Linked DNA regions of Homo sapiens: region 1 is linked to region 2. The links are chromatin contacts, found by Hi-C or POLR2A ChIA-PET in ENCODE. All regions are on one chromosome and are shown on one strand. Each heading gives the region's core, a stretch centred on a gene start or an enhancer-like site at or near the end of the contact. The rest is flanking DNA. Distances are from core to core; before and after follow the strand shown.

The links. Hi-C counts contacts between places; a loop is a spot of excess contacts on that map. ChIA-PET counts read pairs that join two places held with the same protein, here RNA polymerase II (POLR2A). Pooled maps may share reads with other maps.
Region 1: a loop to region 2 is called in a pooled map, with 5 times the contacts of the local background. The contact joins the promoter of SPRR3 here to the enhancer-like site in region 2. A Hi-C loop is called at or near these places in 1 of 168 maps with a recorded cell type or tissue (PC-9) and 1 of 50 pooled maps. POLR2A ChIA-PET finds 5 or more read pairs at or near these places in 1 of 52 experiments (MCF 10A).

The regions. Positions count from the first base shown.
Region 1 is chr1:152,999,372-153,003,122 of GRCh38, reverse strand. It overlaps SPRR3 (small proline rich protein 3), which reads right to left and starts at 1,374. Exons shown (of 2, transcript NM_001097589.2): 1 at 1,330-1,374; 2 at 1-121. The coding sequence starts at 102.
Region 2 is chr1:152,953,023-152,956,664 of GRCh38, reverse strand. No RefSeq gene overlaps it. Among named protein-coding and RNA genes, the nearest start is that of LINC01527, 5.6 kb to the right of the region's middle. Within about 2 kb of position 2,109, at least 2 of the 41 ENCODE cell types and tissues checked have a DNase peak (open chromatin) inside an H3K27ac peak, as active enhancers do; they include PC-9, where a contact is called at or near this core.

The DNA.
Region 1 (3,751 bases), core at 125-2,624, 47 kb before region 2:
AACAAATATTTCCTGAGGTGGAGGCTGGCTGGGTTGTTTCACCTGCTGCTGTTGAAGCTGAGGTGGTGGGGTAAAGGTCTGCTTCTGCTGGTAAGAACTCATGCTTCAAAGGATGCTGGACCTAGAGACAAAACAGCTAATTCAGTGCTTTGATTAAGTAGGAATGAAGCCCAGTTTAATGACAAATATCTGTCATTTCATTCTCCTTCAGAACTGAGAGCCTCTCTTTTCTTTCTTTTTCCCTGAATTTGAGATCATGGGATGCTTTGGTGATCCCCACTTATCTTCCAGAGAATAAGGTAAAGTTGATTTCTTCCACATCGTGTAAATGGAGCCTTTCTTTATGCTTCTTTTCTTCCTGGTACATCTAAAAACCTACGTACAACATGAAAACACATACAAATATGCAAATATATACTCTGAAGCTTTCGCTTACACACTCTTTGAAGAATCCTCTAAGCTCCTGAATTAAGCAGAAAGTCTTAGTGGCTTTTCTGGTCTTCAGCTGCTCAGGGATCATCTGAGGAATTGAGTGAAAAGAAATGCATGTTTCTTGCTCTTCCCTGATTAAATCACTTTTAATACCACTCTTGGCTGTGTGTCATTGGCTGAAGATTGATGTGACACCTCAGTTTTTCCATAAGTTGGAAAGATTTTAAGGTCAGCAGTCTAGAATCTACTCACTCATGTCCTCCTTATAGAGTGCGATAGTTCTCCCAGGAGAACTCTTATCTAAACTTCCCCCTAAGGCTCCCACAATCCACCTGGGAGCCTCTGTTCACACTGTGCCTGCTGCACATGCTCTCTGGCAGGCTCTCCACATCATCGCTGCCTCCCCACACATGCCCACCTCTCATGGCTGTCCTTCCTGATGCTCTCACCTTCCTCGTTTTGCCACAGCATGATACTTGCTTTCCCTCTCTGCTAATCACTCCCCATGCTGTATGTTTGCAAATTTTAGTCAAGTATATGTTTTCTAATGGATTATACATTCATGCAATAAAGAAAAACTTATCTTTTGATCATCAAAATTGCCAATGTAGTGCCTTCTATATTAAAAATTTTCAATACATGTTGACAGGAGAGTGCTCTTGAAGTGGGTATATTGTCTTGCTAACTTAGCAAGCCTTTACAGAAATCACTCCCCTTTTCTGATCCTAAGTTCCACACCTGTAATCTGAGTGGAAAGTCAAAATATGTATAAGGTCACCTTAAACAAAAGTCGTTATTGCATTTAAAATAAATATATTCATTGCATAGCAAAGAGATCTCAATCAAAATAAAGAAACTATTGGAGAATATTAAGGTGTTCCTAATGCGGAGACTCACCTGCTGTGCAGAGAAGGTCGAGGTGTTCAGCCTCTGGGATCTGGTGAAGAGTCTCTTGTTAGCTGGTATTTATATAGAAAATGAGCCCTGCCTTAAGAAAATTGGATTTTTTAAAAGACTGCTCTAACTTCATTCCAGCTTTTGTGATAAGTATCTCTGGCTTAACATTTTTTGTCACTTAAGCTCTGACAGTGATGTCACCTGGGCCTGACTCACTGTCCACCCTTTGTGGTGTGGTTGCTGTGGGCAAAGGTCTTCTTGAATGGCAATGGATTAAATTAGGAGGAAGTACCATGCTCCTAGGACTAGAACGAGCCAGGCCTCTTGGCCTGGGCCCTAATCTTTAGCCAGATTAGTCCTATTGGGCTTCCTCATGGTTGAAGTGGACATGGAAATAACAATAGGCATTTCTGGTTCTGCGAGGCCATGGGGATGGTGCAGAATAAGTGAATCATCTGATTTTCAGTCTCTTACTGGATTTGGACCTGGGAGGAGCAATGGAAGGCAAAATGCCTGCTTTGGAAATAAGTTGCTTTCACTGTGAAGGGCGCCTTAAGGTGCCGTGTTGATCAGGGATAGTAGATGTCATTGAGATGGACAGGCAGGATTGACTGGATCTGTGTGACATTGTGGCTCAGCCCTGAAGACCCTGCCTCTTGTGGTATCTTTCTTCTCCAGGAGTGACATAGGAAGAGGAGCGTGCTGATTCCCTAGGTTCATACACCAGCCATTTCCTCTGATCACTACAGGATGAACCTCAAGTCACTAACTCAGAGTTGCCCTCAATACACACTCTCTTACTAGACGCGGCCCTTGGAAAATCCAGACATCCTTACATCTCAGGCATGTGAATAGCTCCTCCTTTCCCAATGTTCCACGACTGTGTTACTCCCTTGAACCTGATGCCCAGCTCCTTCCACCAGGTTCTGAAAGCCCCTTGTTCTACTTCAGCGTCACACAGTGCCTGGTTATCATGGGTGTTAAGTCAATGGACAGTCATTGTTCTCCTGAATAGAGCTGTAGGTTCATGGAAGGGAGAAAGGAAGTGAGAAAGAAACAGAGATAGATAAAGAAGAAAGGAAAGAAAGAAAGAAAGAGAGAGAGAGAGAAGGAAAGAAAGAAAGAAAGGAAGGAAGAAAGGAAGGGGAGGGGAAGGAAAGGAAAAGAAAAGAAAAGAGAAAAGAAAAGAGGAAAGATAGGGAGGGAGGGAGGAAGGCAGGAAGCCACAAGGCAGTTTCTTGGGCATGATTCACTGTCCTGTGCCAGGCCTCCTGGTGTGAGCTGAGAAGAGGTGTGAGCTGATAATTCATGAAGGAGAAGAGGCTTACCCTCCCTTCCACACCCATGTCCTTCCCTCTCTGCTAGCATTTGTTTGACCGGCCACTTCCCTCTGGGATGGGCCAGGGCCACTGCCATGCCTAAACTCTGGGCTCTGTCATCACATTAGCTCTTTTTCAGTGTTGGGTCCAGGTTTCTCTCCTCAGCAAATCCACCTCTCAGGAGCCACAGACCCTGGGGGCTTCGGCTAGACCCTGCTGCTCCACCTGGGATTTTCCTCCCCAGAGGAAGGAAGCTCCTCTATGAATCCTGGTCTCCCTCATTTTCTTCCTCGATTCTGCACCTTGGTTCTAGAGGAAATTCCTTTCTGATTTCCTGTGTCCCTTCCCTGGGCGGGCTCTCTCCTGCCCTTCTCTAACTCTTGCCTCATTCACCCCAACAAAAGCTTCTCTGCCATCAGCTTATTGAAATTCTCGTTTTACCCCAACCCTGTTATTCCTGTTTAGTCAAACACACTCAGCGCCTGAACGTTAAGCCTCTTTCAGAGAAGCTTTGTTTTCTCATGAGCAGTGTTGGGTGTGCTGGTAAGTCTGGCCTCAGTTTTAGAGAGGATACATTGAGTGGCTTCTGAAGGCGAGTCCCACTTCCCCAGGTACCTTAGTCTTTCCCACTGGCTCCCTTCTCTGGTGGCAGGAGGCTGTGAGTCATCCAACTGCACTGTCCTGGGACTTTCTTGGGACTTGTGTGTGGATGGTACTGGGTGCCTCTTAGGCACTCTCCAAATCTTCTGGATCTTGCTCTTGTTTTCTACCATGGCTATGTGGACCACTCACACACATTGCCTAGAGTTCTGCCTCTTCTTTCCTCACCTGAGGGCCTCTGATGCCCCAGCGTGAGCTGTCTGTAGGAATCTGTAATGCACTTGTGGATATGCAAGCTTGAAGTTCAGTGTTAGCATCTAGTGGCCACACTCCACCAATGGAGGACATGAACTGGTAGATAATGCTTTCCTCTTTCATTTCTAGGGGAAACCCTTCTGTGACATAGTTCTCTGTCAGCTGAGATCCTGGGGATCAAGTTCCAGTCACCCTTCCTGGTTGCCTACTTAGTAACATATTCTTTGTATATATTGATTTTTCCTTTT
Region 2 (3,642 bases), core at 860-3,359:
TCAGGACATAGGCGTGGGCAAGGACTTCATGTCCAAAACACCAAAAGCAATGGCAACAAAAGCCAAAATTGACAAATGGGATCTAATTAAACTAAAGAGCTTCTGCACAGCAAAAGAAATTACTATCAGAGTGAACAGGCAACCTACAAAATGGGAGAAAATTTTCACAACCTACTCATCTGACAAAGGGCTAATATCCAGAATCTACAATGAACTCAAACAAATTTACAAGAAAAAACCAAACAACCCCATCAAAAAGTGGGTGAAGGACATGAACAGACACTTCTCAAAAGAAGACATTTATGCAGCCAAAAAACACATGAAAAAATGCTCATCATCACTGGCCATCAGAGAAATGCAAATCAAAACCACTATGAGATATCATCTCACACCAGTTAGAATGGCAATCATTAAAAAGTCAGGAAACAACAGGTGCTGGAGAGGATGTGGAGAAATAGGAACACTTTTACACTGTTGGTGGGACTGTAAACTAGTTCAACCATTGTGGAAGTCAGTGTGGCGATTCCTCAGGGATCTAGAACTAGAAATACCATTTGACCCAGCCATCCCGTTACTGGGTATATACCCAAATGACTATAAATCATGCTGCTATAAAGACACATGCACACGTATGTTTATTGCGGCATTATTCACAATAGCAAAGACTTGAAACCAACCCAAATGTCCAACAATGATAGACTGGATTAAGAAAATGTGGCACATATACAACATGGAATACTATGCAGCCATAAAAAATGATGAGTTCATGTCCTTTGTAGGGACATGGATGAAATTGGAAATCATCATTCTCAGTAAACTATCGCAAGAACAAAAAACCAAACACCGCATATTCTCACTCATAGGTGGGAATTGAACAATGAGATCACATGGACACAGGAAGGGGAATATCACACTCTGGGGACTGTGGTGGGGTGGGGGGAGGGGGGAGGGATAGCATTGGGAGATATACCTAATGCTAGATGACGAGTTAGTGGGTGCAGCGCACCAGCACGGCACATGTATACATATGTAACTAGCCTGCACAATGTGCACATGTACCCTAAAACTTAAAGTATAATAAAAAAAAAGGGTGGGCCTATATGAAAGACAGATCTATATTTGTTTGTTATTTTTAACAAATTTTTATTTTGGAATAATTTTAGGTTTACAGAAAAATTGCAAAATAGTACAAAGCGGTTTTATATATCCTTCCAGTTTCTCTAATGTTGACTTTTTTCTTCTTTTTAAATTTTTAAAGGAATTTTATTTAATTTATTTTTAATTGACAAATGTGGTATATCTTTATTGTGTACAACAGAATGTTTTGAAATATGCATAAATTGTGGAATGGCTAAATTGAGCTAATTAATATATGTGTACCTTCACATACGATTTTTTTTTTTGTGGGGAGAACACACAATCTACTCTTAGTGATTTTCAAGTGTATAATACATTATTAACTGTAGTCATCACTTGTAGGATAGATCTCTTGAACTTATTCCTCCTATCAAACTGAAATTTTATATTGCTTTGACCAATATCTCCCCAGTCCTTCCCCAATGCCCAGCCTCTGGTAACCACCCTTCTACTTTCTGCTTCCATGAGTTTGACTTTCTAGATCCCACACATAAGTAGATCATGTGGTATTTGTCTTTCTGTGCCAAGAATGATCTATATTTGACTCTCAGCTCTTTCAGCTGGCAAAGTTTATAACCTCTTTGGTTCTTGCTTTCCTCATTTGCAAAATTAAATTTTTTACTTATATGGTAGTAATGTATATTATATAAGATAAGTATTAAGATCCCAGTATAGTGTCTTGCTTATAGTAGTAAATTGCTGCTTAAACACACATACACACACACACACACACCTGGCCCCGGAAGGTGGATGTGTTGGTTCCCTGGAGGGAGGAAAGTTAGTCCTAAGCCCGAGTGCTCTTCAAATACAGATGCATGTTTTAGCTAAGCTTTCTCTACGCCTCCATGCAGAAGCATCTGGTGGCCTTCAACCCCAGACTTACCTCTTTTAGGGTTTTCCATGATGATGAATCATTAGGCGAAGAGATTAAACACAAAGATTAGCGTGAGTCACCTCATACAGAGTCAGAACTGAAAGAAGCTTAGAAATAGTTCAGGAAGTCCAACATTGTCATGTACAGGTGAGGACACTGGGAAAAGGGAATGACTTGTCCTGGGTCCCGCAGAAGAACAGCAGAATAACTAAGACAATACTCAGCTCTCATATACTCTGTCCAGTGCTCCTAATTCAGAGCTCCAGTGTCTCCTAAGTCCACCGAAGATGAGCATTCATGTCACACACATCATCGGCCCTTGGTGGCAGAGGAGACTTGAGCCAAAGGGCTGCCTGGAGAGCCCAGGACAGGGAAAATGGTTCCCTTTTTATTTTATTTAAGAGTGAGATGGAAGCTGCATAGTCTAATTCCTGAGAGTTGACATAAAAATTCCAGAAGACAGAGGACCAAATATCAAGGGTCAGGAGTCTGGGGTAAAACAATGACTGTTCTCTGCGTATGAACAAGACCCCCAGACAACAATAACACACTTAAACATGGCATGCCGAACTGATAGCCCCAAAGTGACTGGGAGGAGTTTCAGCATAGGTGGGTATAAGCCACGCCCAGGGCGTCTTCAGTGCCAGGCATCTGTGATTCTCCCAGGAATGTCAGATTGCCAGGGCACACGTACAAACCTGCAGGAGATGGTGGAGCACACTGAAGCTGGCCGCACCCACAGGCAGGGCTTCCTTCAAAGGATGACTGACTGCCGAGTGCTGAAGCTTCATTGCAGAAATCCATTACCAGCTAGGGTCCCCCTGCTCCCCACAACCTGGGCATACACAGCAGGATGTGCATCTAGCAGTGGGGTTCCCTTTCCCTGGGGCTTGTGGAGGAGGGCATGAGGGAAAGATAGAACACCACTGCTGTCAGAAACTCTGAGCTTCAAATTTAGGACTTGAAGTTCAAGTTATTCTCATTTTTTAGCTTAGAAAGGTTAAGTTGGCCAAGATTAATACAAAAGTAAGGAAGAGGAGATTTGAGCCCAGGTCTGTCACACTCCAAGATGTGTAGGTACTCTCTTTCCTGCACCCTACCATGCCATCTTCCATGGAATTTCTTTGTTTGGAGCAGAATAAAGAGAATATGTATACAAGCACTTCTCTGATGAAGGCATACCCCCTTCGAAGCCCTCAGCATCACACTCTTCATCCTGAGACCTCTGTTCTGTGGAAATTTCACTCAAGCCAGATGGTGAGACATCCTTGCTGGAATGTGGCAGAGGCCTGGAGAAAGGGGAGAGGACAAGTCACTAGGTCACAGGAGTAGAGCTGGATTTGATGTTCTGGGGCCATGCTCAACAGTGGGAATTACAGTGTGAGTGTGTGTGTGCATCTGGGTGTCTGTGAGTGTGTGTCAGTGGGTGTAATCATACTTGAGTGTGATTGACCGCATGTGAGTGTGTGTTGGTGTGTGGTGAGCTCTCATGTGAGGGTTAATGAGCTGTATATTTGTGGGAATATGAGTGTATGTGGACAAACGTGTGAATGTGCAAGAGTGAGTGTGCACAGGGCTGATATTCAGAAGTTACATGCCGGTCTGCACAGATGTTACTGAATCCATGGTTT